Regions from separate parts of the Homo sapiens genome. Here region 2 is linked to region 1. A link is an interaction called in ENCODE POLR2A ChIA-PET data of the cell type or tissue named here. Cell type or tissue: PC-3. All regions are shown on one strand. Each heading gives the region's core, and the rest is flanking DNA. Links, peaks and the distances in the headings are about the cores only. Region 1 has its middle 21 kb from the start of LINC01004. Region 2 overlaps PUS7 (pseudouridine synthase 7).

What was found. Peaks named below come from ENCODE experiments on the same cell type or tissue, not always from the same donor. Only the 100,000 strongest peaks of a DNase experiment are listed, where the experiment ranks them.
Region 2: POLR2A ChIA-PET joins it to region 1 with 10 read pairs; 2 of 35 experiments call an interaction of 5 or more read pairs at or near these places.

The regions. Positions count from the first base shown.
Region 1 is chr7:104,966,392-104,974,727 of GRCh38, forward strand. No RefSeq gene overlaps it. Among named protein-coding and RNA genes, the nearest start is that of LINC01004, 21 kb to the right of the region's middle. In PC-3, for the core only: no CTCF peak of the experiment used is centred there; no DNase peak of the experiment used is centred there; H3K27ac peaks cover 1,732 bases.
Region 2 is chr7:105,454,598-105,462,933 of GRCh38, forward strand. It overlaps PUS7 (pseudouridine synthase 7), which reads right to left. Exons shown (of 16, transcript NM_019042.5): 14 at 8,024-8,153; 15 at 4,571-4,662; 16 at 1,906-3,329. The coding sequence ends at 3,193. Among named protein-coding and RNA genes, the nearest start is that of PUS7, 64 kb to the right of the region's middle. In PC-3, for the core only: no CTCF peak of the experiment used is centred there; no DNase peak of the experiment used is centred there.

The DNA of each region.
Region 1 (8,336 bases), core at 214-8,213:
ACTGACAGTGAAGCCAGCTGAAGTAGTAGAAGCATAAATAGGAGAGGCAGAGATGACCAGTTTTTTTTTTTCTTTTTTTTTTTTGAGACGGAGTCTCACGTCACCCAGGCTGGAGTGTAATGGTGCGATCTCAGCTCACTGCAACCTCTGCCTTCTGGGTTCAAGTGATTCTTCTGCCTCAGCCTCCCGAGTAGCTGGGAGTACAAGCGCCTGCCACCATGCCCAGCTAATTATTTTTTATTTTTAGTAGAGATAGGGTTTCACCATTTTGGCCAGGCTGGTCTTGAACTCCTGACCTCCGGTGATCTGCCCACCTCAGCCAGCCCCTGAAAGTGCTGGGATTATAGGCGTGAACCACCGCACCCGGCCAGAGATGACCAGTTTTCTGATGAATGGTGTCCAAAGGCTAGGCCCAGACCCAAGGCCTGTAGGGAGGCAGTATAGCTGAGATCTGCACAGTCCCTTCGACAAACATACCATGTGTGGGATAGATGAAGGGGCAAAGGAACCTTGAGAACCCTTGGCCAGTGATTAAGAGTATTTACCTGGCATCAGAAAGATCTAGTCTAGGTTCAACTTAAAGCTGTGCTATTTACTCTTTGCGTGACCTTGAGCAAGTCAACCTCTCCCAGCCTCAGTTTCTCCAAGTGTTGTGGTCATAATTAAATGAATTTAAGTACTGATGTACTTAAGACAGTTCCTGAGACAGACTGAGCTCTTAACTGCCATTAATTACTGCTATCGATGTGAATATTCGAGCAGCACCAGCTGATGGGAAGGAGGAGGATCCAGGATTGGGTGGGTGGGTGACAGCAAGCAGGGAACTAACCTGGCTGGCTAGACTGGCCTGGGAAAGGTAACCAGGTGGGCTGAGTAGATAAGGCAAGCTGGGATCTGGTTCAGTTGATTATCAGTATCTTCAGGGAGCAAAGTAAGCAGCTGGAATGACTGTGAGAGAGTGGGGATAGTAGACCAAAGTCAGGAAGGAGTCATGGCTCTTGAGCAATTGACTTAATCCAAGCAGAGCCCCAGCCAGTAGGGACTGAGGAAGGTTGGAGAGGAAAGTATATTGGCAAAGAGGAAGACAGGGTGATTGAATCCCAGCTGACAGGCGGAGTCCAGTCCTAATAAGGGAAACTGAGGCACAAGGGCATCCTAATGAACTAGGTCACTGCAAAGTGGACTGTCCAATAGAGGAAGGAAGGGGAGAAAAGGCTGTGATGAGGTAAACCTTGAACTCTCAGAGCTCTGTTGTAGCCCAGGAGATAATTACCAGCCTGCTAGGCCTGGCAGGGTCGGTGGGGCTGAGCCTTCCGAAGTTCTTTCTAGAGCAGTCATGGTCACCAGTGACTCGAGCCAGTTTACTCCCCTCTTGCACCCAGCCACTCAATCAGAGTGCAAACTGCCCGATGCCAGACCACAGCTCCTAGCAATGTGATAATCTGGTGCCCAGGAATGTGAGAATGGTCAGTGCACAGGAATCTGAGGCAGAGAGGATATATGGTGACCACTCCTCAACAGTGGCAAGAGCCTGTACTTGGAAGAAAAGGATTTTTCTTATCTTCCTAGGACAAACCTGTACTTTGTTACTAGAAGAGAGCTCCTGGGTTTGCCCGAGCTGTCTGCTCAGGTTTTTTTTCTTTTTGGAAACAGTTTCGTTCTTGTTGCCCAGGCTGGAGTGCAATATGGCAAGATCTTGGCTCATCACAACCTCCACCTCCTGGGTTCAAGTGATTCTCCTGCCTCAGCCTCCTGAGTAGCTGGGATTACAGGTGCCTGCCACCACGCCCAGTTAATTTTTTGTATTTTTAGTAGAGATGGGGTTTCACCATGTTGGCCAGGATGGTCTCGATCTCCTGACCTCGTGATCCGCCCCCCTCAGCCTCCCAGAGTGCTGGGATTACAGGTGTGAGCCACTATGCCTGGCCTTGTCTGCTCAGTTTTATAACGATCGCTGAAGCAAAATGAAATGGAAAGGTTGGAGAGTAAGAGTAAATAAAATGACTTGGCCTGCACATTTTGTGGAATTTCCCCAAATAGTTTACCAAATATGAAATGCTTCGGGCTCAAATGGGATTTTTTTGTTTGTTTCTTTCTTTTAATTTAGAAGCAACCCTGAATATTTGACCCCTGGTATAAATTGTGTTACCAGAAGCCTAGAAATTTGTATTTCAAATTTCCTGTCATTTTTTTTTCTTTTTTTACACATTTGTTTGTAGTCATTCACTACTCATTTAAGGAAAAAAAAAATCACTATCTGGGATGGATAGCAGTTTTTCTAAATTTCATAGTAATTTTTTTACCTGTTCATAAGATTTTGATTTACTTTAACATCTCTTTGGGGCATAGTTCAAAATATCTACTGCTCCCTTACAAATCACTACATGATTTTGGCTTCAGCTTTGTTTGAATTTATTGAGCTTTTCTGTTTATGTTGCCTGCAAGCCAACTGTCTACATAAAGCACTCTTCCACTTCAGTTTTGTGCCACAGGACTTCATCTACCCAAGTCTGAAACAAGTTCCCAGAGGAATTAGCTTTATCTCCTTACTAATAAAATTTTTTTTTTTTTTTTTTTTTTTGAGATGGAGTCTTGCTATGTCACCAGGCTGGAGTGCAGTGGTGCGATCTCGGCTCAGTGCAACCTCCACCTCCTGGGTTCAAGCGATTCTCCTGTCTCAGCCTCCTGAGCAGCTGGTATTACAGGCACGCACCACCACTCCCGGCTAATTATTTTTTATTTTAGTAGAGATGGGGTTTCACCATTTTAGCCAGGCTGGTCTCAAACTCCTGACCTCCAGTAATCTGCCCACTTTAGCCTCCCAAAGTGCTGGGATTACAGGCATGAGCCAGCATGCACAGCAAGCAATGACCATTTCTTTTTATTTTTTTTCTAATAGAAAGTTTCAAAGAAATCTCTGGAGCCGGGAATGGTGTTGTGTGCCTGTAGTCCCAGCTACTCAAGAGGCTGAGGTGGGAGAATCACTTGAGCTCAGGAGTTTGAGGTTGCAGCGATTGCACCACTGTACTCCAGCCTGGGTCACAGAGCAAGTCAAAAAAAAAAAAAGTCTCTGGTTTGAAAAATGGAAATGGGAGAAGCTGACTTTCATCTTTATAGATTAAAACCTTTCAGTGCAGGTTATAGACTTTGGGTTTTTGAGGTTTGTTTGTTTTTTTTTTTTTTTTTTTTAGTTGATGGTCATCATCCAATAATTTTAAAAAAACCTGTCATGCTTCTTACAGTATAAACTATATTTATTATATCTTACAGTATAAACTATGTCTGTTTTATTATATCCATATTATTTTCTAACTCCTGGCACAAAAATTTCAATTTAGGCACAAGATCTGAGAAGATGGTTTAGGGACAAAGGGGTAAAGATGATTCCTTTGTGGATTTCATCAAAGCATGTTTCAAAAGTATTGTGCTATTGGGCTGTTATTTATCTGTTTTTGAGGCGGAGTCACTCTGTTGCCCAGGCTGGAGTGCAGGGGCCTGACCTGGGCTCACTGCAGCCTCCACCTCCCAGGTTCAAGCGATTCTCCTGCCTCAGCCTCCCAAGTAGCCGGGATTACAGGCACGCACCACCACATCTGGCTAATTTTTGTATTTTTAGTAGAGACAGGGTTTCACTTTGTTGGCCAGGCTGGTCTCAAACTCTTGACATCAGGTGATCCGCCCGCCTTGGCCTCCCAAAGTGTTGGGATTACAGGCGTAAGCCACTGTGCCTGGCCAGGCTGTTATTTTTGGAAGCATGATAGTTATATAGGCCTAAAGTTGTATGTAAGTAAGTAGAATATGTATTTTAATTTAGCGGTTAACAGATTTAATTTCATTACCTATTAATGGAATGTAGAATGTTCTCAATAGTTATTTTGGCTTCAAGTTGGCTTTCTGCCTTCATGATCTCTGCTAGATTTAACTGGCCTAAAACCAGCTAGAAAAGACTACATTACAGTTCTAATTTATTGGTTTCAAATCCGAGCTTTTATAAAGGTCTATTTTATGGACAAATAATGTCCATCAAAATAAACTATTTAAAGCCTGGTAAACTTTTTTTTTTTGAGATAAGGTCTCATTCTGTCACACAGGCTGGAGTACAAATGCTGCCATCACTGTTCACTGCAGCCTTGACTCCCTGAGCTCAAGCGATCCTCCCACCTCAACGTCCCACGTAGCTAGGACTATAGGTATGCCACCATGCCCAGCTAATTTTTGTATTTTTTGTAGAGACCCAGGTCTCACTATGTTGCCCAGGCTGGTCTTGAACTCCTGGGCTCAAGTGATCCCCCTGCTTAGGCCTCCCAAAGTGCTGGGATTACAGGCCTGAGCCACTGCACCTGACCTAAACATCTTGCTCTCAGCATTTTTATTAGTCTGCCTTTAGACTTCATCATTATAAAGAGATTCCCTTTTGATTTCTGTTAGAAACAGCTTAGTTAGGAAGTAAATATTGGTAGATTCATTCTTGGTTACCAAATTCTATTTGCAGATGATTGAAAAGTAAGAATTTTTATTTTTTTTAGACGAAATCTCGCTCTGTTGCCCAGGCTGGAGTGCAGTGGTGCGATCTTGGCTCACTGCAACCTCTGCCTCCCAGGTTCAAGCCATTCTCCTGCTTCAGCCTCCCAAGTAGCTGGGATTATGGGTGTGTACCACCACACCCAGCTAATTTTTCTATTTTTAGTAGAAACGGGGTTTTGCCATGTTGTCCATGCTGGTCTTGAACTCCTGAGCTCAAAGCGATCCACCCACCTTGGCCTCCCAAAGTGCTGGGACTACAGGCGCAAGCCACCATGCCTGGACTAGAGTTTTTTGTTTTTTGTTTTTTAATTGAAGAGTAGATGTAAATTGTTTGCCTAGACTGTTTAAAAACATGTTTAAAATGGTACTTCCAGACCAATGATGAGAATGTGTCCTGAAACAGGTATTATTACTGATTTAATTCTGTGCTCCTGAAGTTTATTTTAAAAATAGCATATTGTAAAGGAGATAATCCTAGATTGTGTGGGTATAGTGTGTGCATTTCTATATGTACATAGCAGTCATAAAGTAATATTCTGGGCACCACAAATCTAAAAAACGTCCAAGTCATGGAATCATAGTAGAGATGTCAAAGGGAGGGAAAGGGTGAGAAAAGGGTGAACTGAAAAAACCTGATAGTATTATTTCTTCCTGCTCAGGGTTAATAATATAGTAAAAAGAGATTTTTATTACATACAACTAGAAAGGACCAATTAGAGTGTGGAAAGTGTTCCTTTGCATAGTCAAATGATAGGCAGGGGAATATAATTTCACCAGAAATTACTATAGCGAGTTTCAATAAAGGACTGCAGAACAATAAGGCCTTGTTAATCCCATACTGGTCTGTTCAAATAGTGTGTAATTCAAAGCAATTGCTGCTCCCTAGGCAGGAATTTACAATTGCTACATGTGAAGGGAGGATAATGTGTCATTCCAAGGGGAAATCAGGTTCTGGAAAGGGCCTCCTGGCTGCAGAACTGTATGTGTCCCCAAACAGCTCCACAGCAGGCCAAGTTAAACAAAATAAGTAGAGAACCACCCTGTGAAATGAGTCTGCTTCGAATTGATCTGTATTTGCCTTGCTCTCTCCTGCCTTTTTGGTGGATGACAAAATGTCCCCAAACCAAGGATCAAGAGGGGAAGGCAGAGAAACTCAGACCTGAATAAGCTATCACTTAGAAATTGACTGCCTCCACCAGTGCACGGTGGCTCACGCCTGTAATCCCAGCACTTTGGGAGGCCAATGCAGGCAGATCACTTGAGCTCAGGAGGTAGAGACAGCCTGGGCAACATGGTGAAACCCCATTTCTAAAAAAAATGCAAAAATTAGCTGGGCCTGCTGGCACATGTCTGTAGTCCCAACTACTTGAGGAGTGCTGAGACAGGAGAATTGTTTGAGCCCAGGAGGTTGAGGCTGCAGTGAGCCATGTTCATACCACTGCACTTCAGCCTGAGTGACAAAGTGAGACCCTGTCTTAAAAAAAAAAAAAAAAAAAAAGGCAAGAAAAAGAAAAAGACAGAAAAAAGAAAGTGACTCCTCCCACCCTACTCCCCTACTTGGCAAGGGCATACAACTTCATTCAAGTGAACTGCAGCCTACATGTACGGACTGTATGTATATTTAATTGATAATAGTGATGCATACAGAGCACCATCCCTGGGCATAGAAACACTGGACAAGAGTCAAACATGAGTCAACTGTAAGAGGAGGCTTGAATCGTAATACATTTTGAACAATTATGGTCAATAATCCTTCAGAGAACAACCCTTCAGTTCTACGTTGTCATTTTTGTGGAATTAAATGTGAACAGCTTAAAATTCCATACTGTTTTAAAACTCAGCTTTGAATTCCAATGACTGACTAATCCATGCTCCCAGGGACACCAAGCTATGTCAGTCCTCCAACAACATATTGTGAGGCCACGCTGAGCTGCTAATTCCTGTGGACTAGCTAATTAGGTAAAAAATTAAATTAAAAACGAAAAGCCCAGGCATGGTGGCTCATGCCTGTAATCCTAGCAGTTTGGGAGGCTTAGGCAGGAGGATTGCTTGAGCCTAGGAGTTTGAGACCAGCCTGAGCAACAAAGTGAGCCCCTGTCTATACAAAAAAATAAAAAATTTAAAAAAAAATTAGCATGGTGGCACACACCTGTGGTCTGAGCTACATGGGAGGCTGAGGCAGGAGTATTGCCTGAGCCTAGGAATTGAGGCTGCAGTGAGCTGTGTTTGTGCCACTGCACTCCAGCCTGGACAACAGAGGAGAGGAGAGGAGGAGAGGGGAGGGGAGGGGAGAGGAGGGGAGAAGAGGGGAGGGGAGGGGAGAGGAGAGGGGAGGGGAGGGGAGGGGAGAAGAGGGGAGGGGAGGGGAGAGGAGAGGAGAGGGAAAACTCTAGAGGTAAAATCATTATGCAGAACCCACTGGTGTGCTGTTTTTGACACGAGGACTGCCTATTAGGTGCTCAGGAAATAAATAAGAATCTTAGATGAGACATCCCAGCAGATTAGGATCCAAAAGATCTGTCTGGAATTCTGAGATGCCATAACACGTAGTAACATGCACACAGCATTAAAAGGCTGTTGTGGCAGAGGCATTTATTGTATTGCTCACCAAATATCCATAGGCTTCCCCATCTGTCCCAGTCCATCTGTAGTTTGTTCTGTCCAACCACTGAGACAGAGGTGATATGTGTCCCTTCCAGGCTGAAGTATAGGACACATGTGAATTCTCTATGCATTCTCTCCCTCTACGGCCAAGATGGTGATGGCCCAAGGCTCCAGTAATATAGCTGCAAGTGCCAGAGCCTCTATCAACCAGGGTGCTTAAGCAGAATTCCCATCTCCACTTCCCATTCCACCACCAACCTGTATGTGTCATTTAATGAAAACACGAAATAAACTTTTACTGTGTTAAGCCAAGACTCCAGAGCTAATTTGTTACTGCAGCACTGTCTATGCTAGTACAGCTGATTTTCTAGATCTTTTTGTAAAAAGGGAAACTCCATCTGGAGAAAGGATGATGACCAATCCAAGTCACACAGCCCTTAAATGAGCCACCAGGTTACCTTTGCATCACGTGTCCCAAATGTGTTTCCACTCCCTCAGTTGTCGCTGTTCCTTCAGGGAGTGGTGATGTGGGGAAAAGCCCTGGTTGGTTGGGGGTTGGTATCTGACAGTCCCTTTCTGATTTCTCTTTATTCACCAACCTCCTCTTGGGATTTCAGGCTTGCTAAACATATGGTACAAATCAGTAAAATTATTCATTGTGGTTTTCATTTGAGTGAGCCAGTTTCCGCTCCTAAGAAATGTCTTAACAAAACAGGAAGTTTTTCTTGGATCTAGAAATGGAACTTTGCCTTCTGACATTAGCTTTTACCAACTTCTACAAATCTCTGTTTTCCTACTTCCCTGTCAGAGGGTGGGGCACATAGAAGAGAAAATCTGGATTCATGTAGTAGAGTTAGGGCTGACTGAGTTGGGGAGTGGGTGGAGTGTAAAATGGCAGCTTGACCAGGCTGGGCCATAGCCACTCATCTGACCACTTTATCTCTCACCTCTTCCCCCACTTTGGCCTTGGGAAGGAGGCATCAAGGAGAGTGTGAAGGACCAAGGAATGCTAGGGATAGTTGGTGGCCACTTCTCGACAGTAACCCTTTACCTAATGTATCCCAGCTGATATTTCTCAAAACATGTTGCTATGCCTCACTCATTAGGTTCCACTCCATGGGGACAGGGAGCATGTGTGTCTTGTTCTCAATACCTGACACATAGTGGGCATTCAAGAGTACTTGAAGGAATACAGGGAGGAATAATTG
Region 2 (8,336 bases), core at 268-8,267, 490 kb after region 1:
TAGTATTGCAGCTGTTACCAATTTTTTGGTTGATTCAGGAATCAACCAGAAATTTTTTAAACTGGTATAATGGCTGTCTAGTTATTACCTACAACATGAAACCATGAAGATTCAGGAAGCAATCAGGATTTTTTTTATTAGTATAATAGCAGTCTAGTTATTATCTACAACATGAAACCATGAATAAAAACATTGGAAAGAACAATTTTGATTATTTAGCTTCCTTTCCTGTTATGGAATAGTGTTGGTTTTACATTATAATAAAAAGAATGATCCTTTATTATTTCTTTTAGGCAAAAATTTAGGAAGCAATGATACTTTTATGTTGAGGATGAGGTTGCTTTCAGGCTTTATAAATTTGTCTAAGAGAAACTTCCTCCCTTTCCAAACAACAAAAAATGTTCTGAATTCTATGCTAAGGCAATGATTTATTTCAGGTTGAGTAAGTCCCTAGAGTTAGGTGGTGTGCCCCCTGAGTCTCAAAACAGCTTGAAGAATCCGCCTTGAATCATTATTTATCCACTGGTGTTTATGAAGAGACATGTACAAACTGGTACTAGCTAACACAGCCAAGAAAGTTAACAATAGAGCCGTAAGTATTTCCCAGATGAAGAAAACACAAGTTTAGCTTCACTTTTGTTTTGGAATGCAAATTTATACTGGTTGAGCATCCCAAATCTGAAAATCCAAAATCCAAAACTTGCTCATTGGAGCATTTTGGATTTTTGGATTCCAACCAGTAAGTTGAAGTACAAATCTAAAAAAAAAAATGAAAATCCAAGACACTTCTAGTCCCAGGCATTTTGTGTAAGGGATACTCAACCTGTAAATGCAGAACTGCTGAATGCAATTGCAACAGAAAGACTTAGATCCCTTCATAAATAATTTTCTGTCAGATGAAGGAGAACTCCAGCTATTACTGGAAGGTACAGACAGGACTACTATACATTTAATACATGTTTAGCTTTTGTAAGACAAAATATATATATATATATATATATATATATATTTGAGACAGGGTCTCACTATGTTACCCAGGCTGATCTCAAGCTCCTGGGCTCAGGCAATCCTCCCACCTTGGTCTCCCAAAGTGTACAGGTGTGAGCCACCGTGCCTGACCTAGGACAAAATATTCTTTCAAAACTAGCTAGCAAAAAGGATAATTTACTGGGCTGGGCATGGTGGCTCACGTCTGTAATACCAGCACTTTGGGAGGTAGCAGTGGGCAGATCACTTTAGGCCAGGAGTTTGAGACCAGCCTAGCTAACATGGCGAAACTCCGCATCTACTAAAAATACAAAATTAGCCAGGCCTGGCAGCGGTGCCTGTAATCCCAGCTACTTACGAGGCTGAGGCACAAGAGTCACTTGAACCTGGTAGTGGGAGGTTGCAGAGAGCCAGGATCACGCCACTGCACTCCAGCCTGGGTGACAGAACAACAATGTCTCAAAAAAAAAAAAAAAAAAAAAAAAAAAAAAAATATATATATATATATATATATATATATATAAAATTTACCATGCTATTTCCAATCTTTTTTAAGCCTCAGCAGTGTGGTGGTGATGGATGTCATTAAAACAAAAGGGTTGAAAAACAGTTCCGAATCTCATTTCTACTACCAGATACGAGACAAATGTCATTCACATTCCCATGGTGCAATGCTCCTGGTACGGTAGCTCTTTTCCATTCCTTTCTTTTCTACTCCATAAAGCACATTGGAAGGTGAGTGAGTGATTCCAATAACCTGGAGTCCAGTCCAACACAGTCAATTATTCGTAGCATTTGACTCAGATTATCCTCATACTTCACAGCTGATCACAACACATTTTGGTGTCACCACCATTTCTGATGAGGATCCCACATTCATTTAGTTCCTTACCTTTAGTCAAGGTCAAGATTCTTATCTGCACTCATTTTGATATATTTATTTGATTTATTTACATAACCAGTAGAAAGGAGATTTTAAAAATATTTATTACATTTGTTTCTAGAAATCATAGAAAATAAAAATTGATACAATTTTGATATACAACTTTAGAAAGGCATATTTATCCTTTCACACCAGAGAAGTTTATGCAATGCCAGACATGGAAATACCAAAGCCACTGGTGACAAAGGGTAAACGCTACTGATAGAAGAAAGCCTTGTCCATTTTTATAGTTTTCTTCTCTACCATTATTTATTTTTGAGCAAATACCAGTCCAGTGGAAAGAGTTCTGAACATAAAAGGCACCTAGAGTAAAAATTAGACCTTAACTAATAAAACAGCTGTACACGTTTACATCAAGAAAAAAAAACCCGGCCAGCACAGCTCATGCCTGTAATCCCAGGAGTTAGCCTCGGCAACATGGCCAAACCCCCGTCTCTACAAAAAAATACAAAAATCAGCTAGGCGTGGTGGTGCGCGCCTGTACTCCCAGCTACTTAGGAGGCTGAGGTGGGAGAGTCACTGGAGCCTGGGAGGTCGAGGCTGCAGTGCAAGATTGAGAATTGCAGGATTGCACTGCAATCCAGCCTGTGCTACAGAGTGAGATCCTGTCTCGAAAAAAAAAATAAAAAAATAAAATGGGCCTATCAATGCAACGTTCCTGCAAGGCATTGATAATATAAATGCAAAAGCCACCGCAACCAAAAAGTCTATAATGCTTGCCTGAATCTAGTACATAAGCAGGATAATGACAATCACTTTTTGTTTATAAATTTGTAGATGTCTTATTATTTCAGTCAGCATGAGTACTGTATTTATATTTGTGGGTGGCAGCTCTCAAATTATTTATCCATAGTCCAGATTTGTTTTGTTGCATTTGCTCTTAAAATGCATTGTTGTATACTCCATCACAGATGTGTCAAATACTCCTGCTGTCTTTTGAGAATGTAGCAAAACCTAAACCTGCTACTTTAAACCAAAGTCCTTTTTTTATTATTGTAAAGCTGACATTTTACTCTGATTTAAGCACCTGAAGTGTATTTTGACTAATTTATATTCTGAGCTAAAATTAAGAACCTCAGGATTTGTGTACATGTACAAATATTGCAAATTATTTCTTTAAGCTAATAAAAACTTAAAAATACAAATAATTTTTATTACAAAGATTTGAAATCCATATATGAGTCTGAACTAAGACAAAAATGCACAGGGAGCCAGGAAGCAAACACTTGTGTACGTTTTCTAATCTGTGGACAAGGTACTGCTCAGCGAAGCCAGGTTGTATTCAGCTGCGTCTGGTTCTTGATACTGGTATCCATTTTTAGCACTTCTCGAATGGCCATGGTGGCGTAAGTAGAAGGGGGTAGAGAAAAATCCATTTTCAGAGCCCTGTATTTGCCTTCTGCAAGGCAAGAAAGAAAACAGTCAGAAAATGAAGGCAGCTGCAGACAGACCAGCGAGAGTCACATAATCTCTAAGCAAATACAAAGAACTGTGCTGCTTTCCTTAGACTCCACTTCCTAGGGGGCCTTGGAGAATGAGACCATGGAAGTAAGAGATCTGTGAGTGTGAACCTGCTGAATGGTTACAGAAATTCTGCCCAGGAACTTTCACAAAAAGGCAGATGACAGAAGAACACAAAAGAGAAACGCATGTAAAGTTAAAGAAATAATAATAAATTACGGCCTGGGAAAAAACAGAACAAGAATTTGATGATGAGAATGCCAATTTAATTAATTAATTAATTTTTTTTTGAGACAGAGTCTTGTTATGTTGCCCAGACTGGAGTGCAGTGGTGTAATCTCAGCTCACTGCAGCCTCCACCTCCCGGGTTGAAGCGATTCTCCTGCCTCAGCCTCCTGAGTAGCTGGGATTACAGGTGCCCACCACCACGCCCGCCTAATTTTTTTTTTTGTATTTTCAGTAGAGACGGGGTTTTGTCATGTTGGCCAGGCTGGTCTGGAACTCCTGACCTCAAGTGATCCACTTGTCTCGGTCTCCCAAACTGCTGGGATTACAGGTGTGAGCCACCACGCCCAGCCACCAATTTTTTTTTTTTTTTTTTTGAGATGGAGTCTCGTTTTGTCACCCAGGCTGGAGTGCAGTGGCGTGATCTTGGCTCACTACAAGCTCCGCCTTCTGTGTTCACACCATTCTCCTGCCTCAGCCTCTCCAAGTAGCTGGGACTACAGGAACCCGCCACCACACCCGGCTAATTTTTTGTATTTTTAGTAGAGACGGGGTTTCACCGTGGTCTCGATCTCCTGACCTCGTGATCCGCCCGCCTCGGCCTCCCAAAGTGCTGGGATTACAAGCGTGAGCCACCGCACCTGCCCAACCAATTTAATTTTTTAGACTCTTCCTGAATTTTCACTCACCTTTGGTAAGTCTCTGTGGGGGATGGGGAGAAATACTCCATCACCTAATATCACAACCATCTATAACATGCACTTATTTTCAGGAGGATTTACTGGTTTTAATCACTAACTTTCAGCCATAATTGTGAAAGTAAGGTCATAAAACACAACAATGAAATCATGGGTGGTGGTAGTGCTTGTAAGAGCAGTTTTCAAAAAAAAATTATGTTTTTGTTTAACAAAACATTTCAAAGTCAACACAGAGCTGATGACTGAGTAAACTTACCAGAAGCAAAAACTGGTGGTGTCTTCCCTTCTAGGTTGTCCACATCTGTGTTGAAAAGTGGAATTTTGGGATCATCATATGCAACGACTTCCCTTCAAAACATATGAATAAAGATAAGTGTGAATGTGAACTTTCATAAAAGGTACTAAGCCACTCATCATCATTTATTTAGCAAGAAAAACAAGTAAGTTTACTGTAAATAATTATAGTTAGGAATCTTGAATAATATAGCAGGGCCAGATTTTATACCTAAGTTTTGCTTATATATATAATTTTTTTTTTTTTTTGAGATGGAGTCTCAACTCTGTCACCTAGGCTGGAGTGCAGTGGTGTGATCTTGGCTCACTGCAACCTCTGCCTCCTGGGTTCAATCAATTCTCCTGCCTCAGTCTCACAAGTAGCTGGGACTATAGGTGTCTGCCACCATGCCTGGCTAATTTTTGTATTTTTAGTAGAGATGGGGTTTCACTATGTTGGCCAGGGAGGTCTCAAACTCCTGACCTCAGGTGATCCACCCGCCACAGTCTCCCCAACTGCTGGGATTATAACGTGAGCCACTGTGCCTGAATATAATAGGCTCAATCCAATTATATTCTATTAGTTATTTAAAAATGCACAACTGGGGCCAGGCATGGTGGCTCATGCCTCTAATCCCAACACTTTGGGCGGCCGAGGTGGGATGACTAAGCCCAGGAGTTCAAGACCAGCGTGGGTAACATGGTGAAACCCCATTTCTTCACATTAATAATTAAAATTTTAAAAATGTACAACTGACAAATCTTTTTTTCTTAGACGGAGTCTCGCTCTGTCGCCCAGGCTGGAGTGTAGTGGCGTGATCTTGGCTCACTGCAAGCTCCGCCTCCCGGGTTCACACCATTCTCCTGCCTCAGCCTCCCGAGTAGCTGGGACTACAGGCGCCCGCCACCATGCCCGGCTAATTTTTTGTATTTTTAGTAGAGATGGCGTTTCACCGTGTTAGCCAGGATGGTCTCGATCTCCTGAGCTCGTGATCTGCCCGCCTCGGCCTCCCAAAGTGCTGGGATTACAGGCGTGAGCCACCGTGCCCAGCCGACAATTCTTTTTAAATGAAGTTGAGAGTCAGTAAACTTCACTTTGCACAGCTGTGATCAAATTACTTACGGCATTTACATTTTCTCCAGACTGGGTGCCACAACCAACAACAGCTTGTTACTGAGAAGGAACAGTTCTCTGGAGTGGGGAAGACAAAGTCCAACCATGTGGACCTCTTGCCTATACTCCAGAGAGGAGGAGGTAAGAGAGATGGAGAAGAGAAGGAAATAGGGAATAAAATAATTTCCTGGAAATAGGCAACTAGTTCAGGATTTCATTTTAAAATTATCAAATAAAGCTTTAGATAATACTGAGTATTAAAATTTGTTTTTGAGGCCGGGCGCGGTGGCTCACGCCTGTAATCCCAGCACTTTGGGAGGCCGAGGCGGGCGGATCACGAGGTCAGGAGATCGAGACCATCCTGGCTAACAAGGTGAAACCCCGTCTCTACTAAAAATACAAAAAATTAGCCGGACGTGGTAGCGGGCGCCTGTAGTCCCAGCTACTCGGGAGGCTGAGGCAGGAGAATGGCGCGAACCCGGGAGGCGGAGCTTGCAGTGAGCCGAGATCGCGCCACTGCACTCCAGCCTGGGCGACAGAGCGAGACTCCGTCTCAAAAAAAAAAAAAAAAAAAAAAATTTGTTTTTGAGACAGGGTTTCGTTTTGTCACCCAGGCTGGAGGGCAGTGGCGTGATCACAGCTTACTGCAGCCTCGACCTTCCAGGCTCAAGCAATCCTCCCACATTGGCCTCCCAAACAGCTGGGACTACAGATGTGCACCATCACACCAGGCTAATTTTTGTAATTTTTTGTAGAGATGGTCTTGCTATGTTGCGGAGGCAGGTCTCAAGCTCCTAGGCTCAAGTGATCCTCCCACCTTGGGCTTCCAATAAAGTATTTTTAAACGAACTAACATAAGTATATTTTCCTCTCTAGAAACATGATATTAAAACAACCAGAGCGGTGTTTGGAACTCACAGCTAATTCTAAGTAAGGTAATTTGCTCAGAGATAGCTCTGTAAGCAAATCTAAGTTTTTAGAAATAGGAAAAAAGTTCACTCTACACATTTCTTCAATAATTCAGTGATGCCAATAAAATGTAAATGAACTCACTTCCCATAACTGTTTATATTCAAAACAGCTTCTTTATTTCTTTTCTTTTTTTAGAGACAGGGTCTCACTATATTGCCCAGGCTTGTCTCAAACTCCTGACCTCAAGCAATCCTCCCGCTTCAGCCTCTGGAGTCTCCGGGCTTACTTATGAGACACTGTGCCCGGCTTAGCTTCATTTACTTCTTGATGATTTGAAAAATACAAAGTAGTAGCAGTAGTGGTAACAATAGTAGTAATAACAATAATAACTAACACTTATGAAACACTTAGATGCTAGGTTGTAAGCACTGAAAAAGTACAGTCATGCACTGCTTAACAAGAGGGACATGTTCTAACCCTTGTCAGGCATTTCATCACCGTGTAAACATCACAGAATGTACTTACACAAACACAGATGGTATAGCCTACTACACGCCTTGGTTACAGACTATAGCCTATTGCTCCTAGGCTACAAACCTATACAGCATGTTACTGTACTGAATACTGGAGGCTGCTGTAACACAATGGTTTAAGTACTTGTGCATCTAAACATAGAAAAGGCACAGGCTGGATGTGGTGGCTCATGCCCGTAATCCCAATACTTTGGGAGGCCGAGGTGGGAGGATTGCTTGAGCAGAGGAGCTTGAGGCTGCAGGAAGCCATGATTATGCCACTGCATTCCAGCCTGGGTGACAGAAAGAACCTGCCTCTATTAAGAAAAAAAAAGAAAAGAAAGAAAAGAAAAAGATAGAAAAGGAAAAGAAAAAGAAAAGGAAAAGAAAAGAAGATAAAAGAGAAAAAAGAAAAGAAAAAAGGTAAGGCCAGGTGTGGTGGCTCGTGCCTGTAATCCCAGCGCTTTGGGAGGCCGGGGCAGGAGGATCACCTGAAGTCAGGAGTTTGACACCAGCCTGGCCAATATGGTGAAACCCTGCCTCTACTAAAAATACAAAAATTATCCAGGTGTGGTGGCAGGTGCCTGTAATCCTAGCTACTCTGGAAGCTGAGACAGGAGAATCGCTTGAACCTGGGAGGCAGAAGTTGCAGTGAGCCGAGATCATGCTATTGTGCTCCAGCCTGGGTGACTAGTGAAACTCCGTCTCAAAAAAAAACCAAAAAAAAAACAAAAGGTAAGTAAAAATATGGTGTTATAATCTTATGATACCACCATCATATAAGCAATCTGTCACTGACTGAAAATTCTTGTGCAGTACATGACTCTATATAAAGTGAAGCAAAAGCTTACAACTTATATGGTAATTCAGTTCTATCTCATTCTAGATGATTACTCACCAGCTAACATTCTGAGGACGAATAATGATCTTTCGGTAGGCCCCTGACAAGGAATAATCTCGAATTTTGTGTCTCATGTTGTCAATATCAAGATTGTCAGCTGTGAGCATTTCCCTGTAGGCTTCTTGAACTAATATAAAATACAAAAAGTTAGTTGAAATGCAGCTTGTCAGTCAAGTTATCCTGAACTAGATTATAAAGAGAGTAACAATGTAAGTTCAGTTAGACTGCCCTAATAAAATTAGTCACCTTAATTTATAATCCAAAATCTGTTCCCTGGAATCAAAATTTAGTGACTTAGTAACTAGGACTA